Regions from separate parts of the Homo sapiens genome. Here region 1 is linked to region 2. A link is an interaction called in ENCODE POLR2A ChIA-PET data of the cell type or tissue named here. Cell type or tissue: PC-9. All regions are shown on one strand. Each heading gives the region's core, and the rest is flanking DNA. Links, peaks and the distances in the headings are about the cores only. Region 1 overlaps RHEB (Ras homolog, mTORC1 binding). Region 2 overlaps PRKAG2 (protein kinase AMP-activated non-catalytic subunit gamma 2).

What was found. Peaks named below come from ENCODE experiments on the same cell type or tissue, not always from the same donor. Only the 100,000 strongest peaks of a DNase experiment are listed, where the experiment ranks them.
Region 1: POLR2A ChIA-PET joins it to region 2 with 6 read pairs; 2 of 35 experiments call an interaction of 5 or more read pairs at or near these places.

What each region holds. Positions count from the first base shown.
Region 1 is chr7:151,496,703-151,502,082 of GRCh38, reverse strand. All of the region lies in intron 1 of RHEB (Ras homolog, mTORC1 binding), which reads left to right. It also overlaps the pseudogene ETF1P2. Among named protein-coding and RNA genes, the nearest start is that of RHEB, 21 kb to the left of the region's middle. In PC-9, for the core only: no CTCF peak of the experiment used is centred there; no DNase peak of the experiment used is centred there; H3K27ac peaks cover 671 bases.
Region 2 is chr7:151,580,273-151,585,652 of GRCh38, reverse strand. All of the region lies in intron 6 of PRKAG2 (protein kinase AMP-activated non-catalytic subunit gamma 2), which reads left to right. Among named protein-coding and RNA genes, the nearest start is that of RHEB, 63 kb to the right of the region's middle. In PC-9, for the core only: no CTCF peak of the experiment used is centred there; no DNase peak of the experiment used is centred there.

The DNA.
Region 1 (5,380 bases), core at 254-5,253, 84 kb after region 2:
TGTATTTTTAGTAGAGACAGGGTTTCACCATATTGGCCAGGCAGGTCTTGAACTCCTGACCTCAGGTGATCTGCCCGCCTCGGCCTCAAAGTGCTGGGATTACAGGCGTGAGCCACGGCGCCCAGCCCGCCTCCAAGCTCTTAATGAGCTTCTTGATCTTCCAGAACTCCACGTTCCTGTCCACAGCACTGGGGTCGTCCACCATCTTCTTGCCTCCTCTTCCCTAAGGGCCCAGTTCTGGGCAGCAGCGGCTGGTAGGACACCGGCTCTTTCTGACCAGGCAACTGCATGTGTTGCAGTGCGCTCACATGGGGCCCGTGATGTCACTTCCTCCGCCAGGGGCGGAGCACAAGGCTGCGGGATGGGTTTAACATAATTTAGGACATTTGGTTTGTTTCCACTTTGGGGCAATTATGAGTAAAACCAGTATAAACATGCAAATACAGGTTTTTGTGTTGACCATAAATTTTCGTTTGTCTTCCATAAATACTTAGGAATGAGATTGCTGGGTCATATGGTAAGTGTAGGTTAAGCTTTTCAGAAGCTGCTGAACTTGCCAAATTGACTGCACCATTTTGCATTCCCACAGGCAATGGGTGAGTGTATAGGTTGCTCCACGTCCTAGCAAGCACTGGGATGGCCAATATTTTTTATTTTAGCCATTTTAATTAGGTGTGTAGCATCTCATTGTAATTTTTAATTTACATTTCCCTAATGGATAATGATGTTAAAAGCATCTTTAATGTGCTTTGCCATTTGAATATTTTCTTTGTTAAAGTGTTCAGATCTTTTGCTCACTTTCTTAATTGGATTGTTTCTTGTTGTTGAGTTATGAGAGTGAAACATATTCTGGATATGGGTCCTTTGCACATATTTTCTCCCAGTCTGTGGCCTGTCTTTTCATTCCCTTAACAAGGCTCTTAGTACAGTTTTTAATTTTGATGAAGTCCAAGATGTTATTTTTTTCTTTTATGGATTGTACTTTGGATTTTATACCTCAGAATCTTCACCCAACTCCAGGTTGCAAAGATTTTTTTCCAATGCTTCTTCTAGAAGTTTGATAGTTTTTACATTTAGGTCTATGATTTTTTTGATTTTGGAGACAGCGTCTTGTTCCGTCACCCAGGCTGGTATGCAGTGGCAGAATCACAGCTTGCTGCAGCCTCAACCTCCCAGGCTCAAATGATCCTTCCACCTCATCCTCCCCAGTAGCTGGTACCACAAGAGCACACCACCACACCTGGCTCATTTTTTGATTTTCTATAGAGATGAGATTTCGTTATGTGACCCAGGCAGGTCTTAAATCCTGGGCTCAAGCAATATGATCTATTTTGGATCCTATACATTTTTATAGGATACAAACCAAGCTTCTCTCTCTTCTGTTTTTATTTTAAAAATTTTTTGTAGAGACTGGTCTTCCTGTGTTCCCCAGGCTTGTCTCAAACTCCTGACCTCAAGCGATCTTCGCACCTTGGCTCCAAAGTGTGGAGATTACAGCCATGAGCTACTGCCGCAGCCTCTCTTTTATTTTTTCTGATATTGACATCCAGTTGTTTCAGCACCATTTGTTGAAAAAGACCGTTCTTTGTTGAAAATCAATTGATGATACATGTGTATAGATCTATTTTGGGAGTGTGCATTTTCTTCCATTAATCTGTGTCTGTCCTTATGCCAGTACCACACTGTCTTAATTACTTTAGACTCCTAGTAAGTCTTGAAACCAGGTACATACTTTGTTTCTTCTTAAGGTTTTCTTATTTTTTTCTTAGAGATTAATTTTTTCCTTTTTTTTGTTGGTTTGTAATAAGTACCTATGTTGAAGTGGACTAAAAAAAGTCCAGTTTTTATTTCTAGTCCATTTTTCAGAGTCACATTCTCATCTTCCTAATGTTTCATCTTCTCATGTCACTCTTCTGACTGGAAAACCCTTAGTGGCTTTTGAAAGTAAATCTTCAGCATGTTTTTTTAAAGACATTTTCAGGCCAGGCACAGTGGGTTCACACCCATAATCTCAGCACTTTGGGAGGACAGAATGGGCGGACCGCTTGAGCCCAGGTGTTTGAGACCAGCATGGGCAGCATGGTGGACCCTGTCTCTACAAAAAAAACTCACTGGGTGTGGTGGGGACACCCTGTAGTCCCAGCTACTTGGGAGGCTGAGACAAGAGGATCCCTTCAGCCCAGGAGTTGGAGGCTGCAGTGAGCTCTGATTGCTCTACTGCACTCCAGCCTGGGCAACCGAGGGAGACCCTGTCTCCGAAAAAAAGACACTTCCAAAGTGGAGGAGGGTGATATTTGACTTTTCTCAATTAGTAGTACCTTTCTCCCTGTTGAGACTACAGGTTCCTTGTAGGTTTCAATCAGGTATTTTATACTAACTCTTCCACAATTACACGTGGAGTAGGACTTCAGTTGGTGTTTGTGGATTCAAGGTGTTGATCATAATTTGGGAAAGGCTTGATTGAATATGGGATTGTGGTACAGAATTGAATAACTGTTTACTGAATATGTATGTGATGGGTGCCAGGTACTGTGCTTTATATCTGTGATTTCATTTAATCATTATGATGCAGAGAGATTTTGAGGCCCAGAGCGCTTAACTTCAAGACACAGCTAGGATTCACACCACAGTCATGAGTTTAAATCCTAAACCTTTACCCACTCTCCTGTTTCTTCCTTTCCTGTCCTGTCCTGCCCTTTCCTTTCCTGTCCTTTCTTTTCGTTTTTTATAGAGTTTCACTCTTGTATCCCAGGCTGGAGTGCAGTGGCACGATCTTGGCTCACTGCAACCTCTGCCTCCCAGGTTCAAGTGATTCTTGTGCCTCAGCCTCCCCAGTAATTGGGATTACAGGCTCGTGCCACCACGCCCAGCTATTTTTTTGTATTTTTAGTAGAGACTGGGTTTCACCAGCTGGTCTCAAGCTCCTGAGCTCAGTCAGTCCACCCGCCTTGGCCTCCCAAAGTGCTAGGATTACAAGCCTAAGCCACTGTGTCTGGCCTATTGTGTTTATTTTTAATGTGTTTCTCCCCATTAGAATTTATATACTGAGGAAGGGGTTTGTGTCTATTCATCAATGTATTCCCAGGCTTAGAATTGTGCCTCGCACTTAATAGCTGTTTAACAGATAGATACTTGAGTAAATGAATGAATTAATCCATAGTCAGATCTTTGAAAACTTGGGATTCAGAATGGAATGGAATGTTGCCATGCTTGGAACTGTAAAAATACAGCTGTTAGGAGGTAGAGCTGGGAGAAAGGACGACTGGAGAGTTAATCTTATTCTACAAAAGGGATTCTGTCTGTAACTGATGAAACTAGGTAGAGGTTTAAGTAAATGTGTAACCGAGCTGGAGGGAAGAAACCTAATAGCTGTTCTGCGGGAATGTCATCATTTAGTCAGTAGGGAGGTAGACATCCAGAAGTCACAGCTTGCCTCTTGCCTCTTGCCTCTGCCCAGTAGCTTTTCAGTGGTATCTTTTTAAGAGAGGGTCTCACTCTGTCACCCAGGCTGGAGTGCAGCTTTGACCTCCCGGGCTCAAGTGGTCCTCCCATCTCAGCCTCCCAAGTACCTGGGAGCATGGGCGTGCACTACCACACCCTGCTAATTTTTTTTTGTATTTTTTTTATAGAGACTGGGGGGGTCTCACTGTGTTGCCCGGGCTGGTCTTGAATTCCTAGGCCCAAGAAATCTGCCAGCCTCAGCCCAGTCTCCAAAATTGCTAGGATTACAGCTACTGTATCCTTTCAATTCAGTGGTACTCATTGAGTTCTATTCTGCAGGTTGCATTGATGTTTGATTTCTTTCATTGATGTTTCCCCTAAAGTTAGAGAGCTGCTTCTCTTCCTCTTCCTTAATTGCCTCCAGTACTTTAAACTCTATTTACCTGACCTTTTCCTTGAAGGTTCCTCAAGCCAGGACCTACGCACCTGTTGTGAGTGGTGTTATAGTTCTGCAGGGCGCACAGGTGCATCCCCATGGGCACATTTAATTTAGGTGAGTAAAATGGAGCTGTAAGTGGCTGAGATCATTTTCTGTAAGGTGCATTCATCTTCATGGTCAAGTGTGTGGCACCCAACTACTGCAGCATCCAGCAAGAGTTCCCTGTAACACTGAGAGCAAAGGGGAGCCTAATCAATATGCCCCGTTGGATTTTTAAGTATATTTAAATATTTCAGAGATACCATTATAACAAGCCACATGGAATGAAGTTAACTAAAAATGTGTTTATAACTAATTCAGGAGGAGGAAGGTTCAGAGGAGACCAGGAGGGAGTGTGGGATCTAGAGAACAAGGGGATAGAACAGCTTTTGTGGAAGGGGAGGGTGGCTAACTCTTCCTCCGGTGAAAACGTCAGACCGTGTAAGGCAGACAGGGCTACATGCCCAGCTCAGGAGCTCCAGTCACTGTGTTTGATGCATGTGCACCAAGGCTGGGACACTGGGTGAATAGAGGATAGCGGCGATCGGGACATTGCGAGTGCCGTCCTCATAGCTCAGAAGTCATAGCATGTCTTAATCATGGCCATATCCTCAGTGCCTGGCCCATAGTAGGTGTCCTTTAAGTGATTATGAACTGAGTTGCTGGTAGGAGCTGGAGGATTAGGGAACACTCTGGAGGCGATAGGTGATAATAGTTGAACTTGCTGCCTGAGGGCAGTGGTTCCTAAACATTGAACTGTGCAGCTGAATCACCTAGGGGGCTTGTTCATACTTCCATTCTGGAATTGCGCATCCAGTAGATTTGAGTGGGACTCAATAAATTACATTTGTTACAGGTTACCCTGTAGTACTAAGCTGCTGGGCCCACACTTTGAGAAAGAATTACTACTGTTGGAGGCAAGGAAGAAGCCACTCAGTATTCTAAAGCAATGGGACATGGAGGGATAGACCTTAGCTTGCTAAGGGTCACCAGCCCACATGGTTGTGGAATTTTCTGTAGCTGAGCTCAATAGGCTCACAAAGGCAGTTGATTAGATTAAGATCATAGAGGTTTGTGGCTGGGTGCGGCGGCTCATACCTGTAATCCCAGCACTTTGGGAGGCTGAGGCAGGCAGATCACAAGACCAGGGATCGAGACCATCCTGGCTAACACAGTGAAACCCCATCTCTACTAAAAATACAAAAAAAAAAAAAAAAATAGCCGAGTGTGGTGGTCGGTGCCTGTAGTCCCAGCTACTTGGGAGGCTGAGGCAGGAGAATGGTGTGAACCTGGGAGGCGGAGCTTACAATGAGCCAAAATTGCATCACTGCACTCCAGCCTGGGCAACAGAGCAAGACTCTGTCTCAAAAAAACAAAACAAAACAAAAAAACAAAAGTCATAGAGGTTTGTTGAAGGGCCCTACAGAAGGGAAATTGGAGACTTCTTACAAAAGAGTAGTG
Region 2 (5,380 bases), core at 191-5,190:
CGCAGAAAGATTCCTCAGTAGGCAAAATTTATACATAGGATCACTTGATATGGCATCAAGGACAGAAGAGATGAGAGCATGTGAATATTCTAAAAAGATGAAAACGGGCTGAGAACAGGGAGGGAGAATGGCAAGCCCTGCCACACATGGGCTCGTGCTCGGGAATGTGCTGGAGCAGAGCAGACTAGTGGCTGAGAGTTTTTCAAAGCACATATTAACAATTTCTGTCAAGTGGTACCAAAAAAACTGACAATAAAGACATAGTCTCTTGCTCCTGTGCCTTACTCTTGTCATATTCCACAGAAACAACCTGTTGAGCCGTTGAACCAAACACACTGAGTCCATAAAACCTCCCAAGAAAAGATGCGTGGGAATGTATTACTTGAAATTTTATATATCACTTACGTTCAACCTGTAGACTGCTATGTCTAGAATTCTATAACAGAAATCATTTTTATTAAGAATTGTGAAGGTACTAATATCATTCCATTTCTTCTAGCTACCAGTGCTGATCGAGAGAAATTTGATGCTTTTTTAAAATCCCCAGCCTTTATATATGATTTTATTTTTCCCCTCTGAAGCTTTTGTGGCTCTCGCTTTCTACCTGGTACCCTAAAATTCCATCATCATGTGTCTTGTGGTCAGTTCATGGTGCCGGGCAGGTGACGTCCCGCTAGAACCTGACACTCCTAGTATCCAGTTCTCTGGTCCTTGCGTTGTTTCTTTTTTAGAATTTTTATTTATTTATTTATTTTAGAGATAGGGTTTCACTGTGTTACCCAGGCTGGAGTATGGTAGTGCAGTCACAGCCCACTGCAGCCCCCAGTTCCTGGGCTCAAGCGATCCTCCTGCCACAGCCTTCCAAGTAGCTGAGACTACAGGCGTGCACCACCACATTCAGTTAATTATTTTATTTTTTGTAGAGGCAGGGTTTTGCTATGTTGCCCAGCTGGGTCTTGAACCCCGAGGCTCAAGCGATCCTCAGCGCTGCGGCCTCCCGAAGCCACTGTGCCTAGCCTTCCTTGCATTCTTTCCTCAATCATTTTCTTCCCAGTGCTTGCTTTTCTCCGGAACTTCAGTGAGCAGCTCTGAGACCCCCGAGTTGATCTTTAATATTCTTTTCCCATTGTTTTTTCAATTTTTCTTTTCATTCCACTTTTTGGAAGATTTTTTTTTTCCTAACCCTTCTAGTGAGATCTGTGTAAAACTGGGACTTGTGTGACTTCAGCGTTCAAGGCCCTGTCAGATGGCTGCCCATTCATTCATAATTAAGAGTGACTGCTAACAGTTGGCATGGACATACCAAGTTCACAGGTGGGCTTCTTGCTTGGTGGGCTTCACTGAAGAGCAGTAAGCCAGCCATCTTTTTCATTGGAGGCCCCATGTTCCTATGTCTGTTTTATTTCTGGAGCAGTGCATTTCCTCCAGAAAACAGTCCTTCCATGGCAATGGTGGGCAACTGTTCTTCTGAAGTCGAAGGAGTACTGGGGCTTGGAGGGGCATGGAAGATGAGTTCAGGGAGGAGGGAGTCATGCAGCTGGCAAGGGAGGCCTGGGCCTGGACGGAGAAGAGTCTCGACGACCGTATTTCAGAAGCTGGACCCTTCTTGACGCAGTAGATATCAGCGTTAATTTTAAAAGCTTCACAGTCAACTTAATTACTGAAAATCAGAGTGAAGCTGTGTAGAAAGCAGTGAGGCATCAGAGGAACCAGCTTCCCATTCTGGGGAACACAGATGTTCTCCTTGGTATAGACTGCCAGAGTCTCTTAGAGCAGCTCGGGCCTGCTCACTATTCTAAAAACTTACCTATGAACATTTTATTTCCCATCTTTTCTTATCTAATTATCACATTTGCTTTGAAATGTGTTGAAAATCCTATTAAAATGTAAACTTTAAAATTAATCATAGTTTGAGCAAATTGCGTATCAGTTAAAAGGAAAGAAATTTTCAAAGGTACTCAAGATCCCTGAGCGGTTTCTTCCTGCAAATTAGAACTAGATTGTGTTAGTCCTCTTTGTATCCTGTTTATTGGTTAATTGGAACACCCTGTGCCGTCTATAATTATGGAGAATTTTCCAAGTATGATTTTAAATTGCTTTATAAACAGCTCCATGCACGTGTTCTTAAGAAAGCCAAGTTTTAGAAGGCCTCGTTATTGCAAAGAAGGTCGGCAAAACCACAGAAGCGTCAGGCCCCTCCCGAGCTCACCCAGGACACTGCTCTTTAATGCATTGTACGAGTATCATGTCCGTTTGGAATATTATATGAGATCTCTGAAGGATGGAATTGAGACTTCCTCAGTGACCTGCGGACAGGTCAACAGTGTATGTGGATGAAATTAAAAGAATAAATCTTTCATCCCAGCACTTTGGGAGGCTGAAGCAGGAGGATCACTTGAGGCCTAGAGTTTGAGACCAGCCCGGGCAACATGGCAAAACCCCATCTCTACAAAAAGATTTAAAAATTAGCTGAGCATGGTGGCATATGCCTGTGATCCCAGCTACTCAGGAGGCTGAGGCATAAGGATCACTTGAGCCTACGAGGTTGAGGCTGCAGTGAGCCGTGATCATACCACTATACTTGAGCCTGGGCAACAGAGTAAGACCCTGTCTCCAAAGTGAAAAAAAGAAGAAATTTCTGTTGGCTTCTGGTTTGGTCAGTATAGACTGGAAATTTTAAGCATTTGTTCTTCTTGGCTGTTAGTGCTGAGCACCATACTGAACATCTTCAAATACTAGCCTATTCAATCCACACCCTACACCTGTGAGGAAATATCCATTAGCCCCATTTTATAACAGCATGTTGAGGCTCACAGAGGGTTAAGTGACTGAGCAGCCACCACACAGCTGGCACGGGCCAAGGAGCCCGCGAGAAAGCCTTGGTGCTTGAGGCCATCAGAAAAACGAAGTGAGCTGCTGTGCTTATGATTTCAGTTTGAGAAATGAAGCAGTGTCCCTGTTCTGTAGAGATACACATTTTATGTGGAAAACGAGAAGTTGAAGTCCAGTAGGTGTAGCACCTTAGCTCGTTGACAAGAAGTGGGATGGCCTCTTAATTCACTCCACGTGCTTCCGTGAGCCTTGGTTGTTTTATCTTCTGTTGCAGAAGAGATACCACTTTGCACGTTAAATTCTTAACGTTCTCTTTGCCATTGAACTGCTGCTTCACTGGGGCTTTTCTCTCTATAAACCTTGCCATTGGGCTGGGGGAGGTGGCTTACCCCTGGAATCCCAGCACTTTGGGAGGCAGAGGCAGGAGGATCACTTGAGTTCAGGAGTTCAAACCAGCATGGGCAACATAACCGGACCCTGTCTCTACAAAAAATAACAAAATAAAAAGCTAGCTGTGGTGGTGTGCACCTGTGGTCCCAGCTACTCAGGAGGCTGAGGTGGGAGAATCACTTGAACCCAGGAGGTTGAGACTGCAGTGAGCCATGTTCCTGCCACTGCACTCCAGCCTGGGCAACAGAGCGAGACCCTGTCATTCATACGTACATACATACATCGATCCCTCTGTTGGACCGATACTGTCTGAAATTAATTAATTCCTCCCTCCATCCCTCCCTGCCATTGACCACGCAGCATCAGTGTCTTTCATCTCAGAATTAACTTGATTCAGCACGCGTGATCAGTTTCTAACGTCTGTATTATTACCCCGTATACTTTCCCATACATGTATTTGCCACCTTAAGAATTGGTGTTAGGCAGTTATTTCCTGTTTGTGTTGTTCACAGTGGCCTCACCGTAAACAGTATCTGCAGCATTTTGGGGGCTGAACGCTTTTGTAGCAGATTAGTCTGAGAATTTATTATGGGGAAGCAGGATGTTTTTTTCTGAGTCTGAAGTAATAATCATCATATTTGAGTGTTAAACTTAAACCCCTGCTTTTGTTGGTATCATTCTTTTAAGCCTGAGGTGTGATGAGGCTCACTGTAGTGTAAAAATGTCCATTAAATCTGTTGGATCTATATGTGATCATTTGTACAAGGTGTAAACATTAAATATCAAAATATCAAAATATTCACAAACTAAGCTAATAGCAATATTTATTCTTGGGTTTTTTTAAATTATTACACTATTTGACCAGAGATTTTTGTGTGTAGATGTCCACTGTGCTCAGTCATTTATGTCTTGAAGCTGGATACAATAGTCTCTGCCAGAAGCTTCTAGAAATGTGTCCACTGAAGGAAGCCCTCTTGTTTGGCTCTCACGTGGTCTCATCTATGGTTTAGATCCATTGGACTCATTGGCCCTTATTAGAGAAAGGCAGTCCTTGATAGGATCCTAGGACTTAGGTCATAGACAAGGTTCGTTTACTTTCTGTATTGACAATTGCAATTAAACCATGCAATAAATGCCTAGAATAGCATTTAATTACCGTTTAGTCCATTTTCATTTCATGCAGTTACTGCTATAGTTAGGTTTGTCTACCATTTTGCTATGCGTTTTTCACTTTTTCTATTGATTTGTTCTTTTATTCCTTCTTCACTCGATTTAACAAACTATGTTTAACCCATTTTTCTCCTCTGCTAGCTTTTTAGTTATACATTCTTTTTTCATTTTTATGGGTACATAGTATGTGTATATACTTATAGGGTGCATGAAATATTTTGATACAGGCATACATTGTATAATCACATCAGGATAAATGGGGTGTCCATAACCTCAAGCATTTATGATTTCTTTACATTACATACATCCCAATTATTGGTTATTTTTAAATGTACAATAAATTATTGTTGACTGTAGTCACCCTGCTGTGCCATCAAATACTAGACCGTATTCATTCTATCTAACTACATTTTTTTATCCATGAACTGCCCCTACTTCCTCCCCGCACCCACCCCCACTACCCTCCCTTCCCAGCCTCTGGTAACCATCATTCTACTCTCTATTTCCATGAGTTCAGTTGTTTTCATTTTTAGCTCCCACAAATGGATGAGAACATGTGAACTTAGTTATACATTCTTTTGTTGATCTTTCAGAGGCTGTCTTACAGATTACATAGCATCTTTGACTTACTACTTTCCATCTTTTAATAATAATTTTACCAAGTCCCAAACAATGCAAAAAATGTATACAAAAGTTAAACCGTCTCCTACCCTATGTGCTATTGTTATATATTTTGCTTCTATATAAGTTATGAATCCCACAGGATATCATTACTCTGGCTTTATGCAGTATTGATTTATGTTCACCTACATCTCTGCCCTCTCCTGTGCTCTTTGTTCCCTCCTACGGTTCTGTGCAGGTCTAGAATCTTTCCTTCAGTGCAGAGGACTCCTTAAGTATTTTTTATTTTTTTTGAGATGGAGTCTCACTCTGTCACCCAGGCTGGAGTACAGTGGCATGGTCTCAGCTCATTGCAACCTCCACCTCC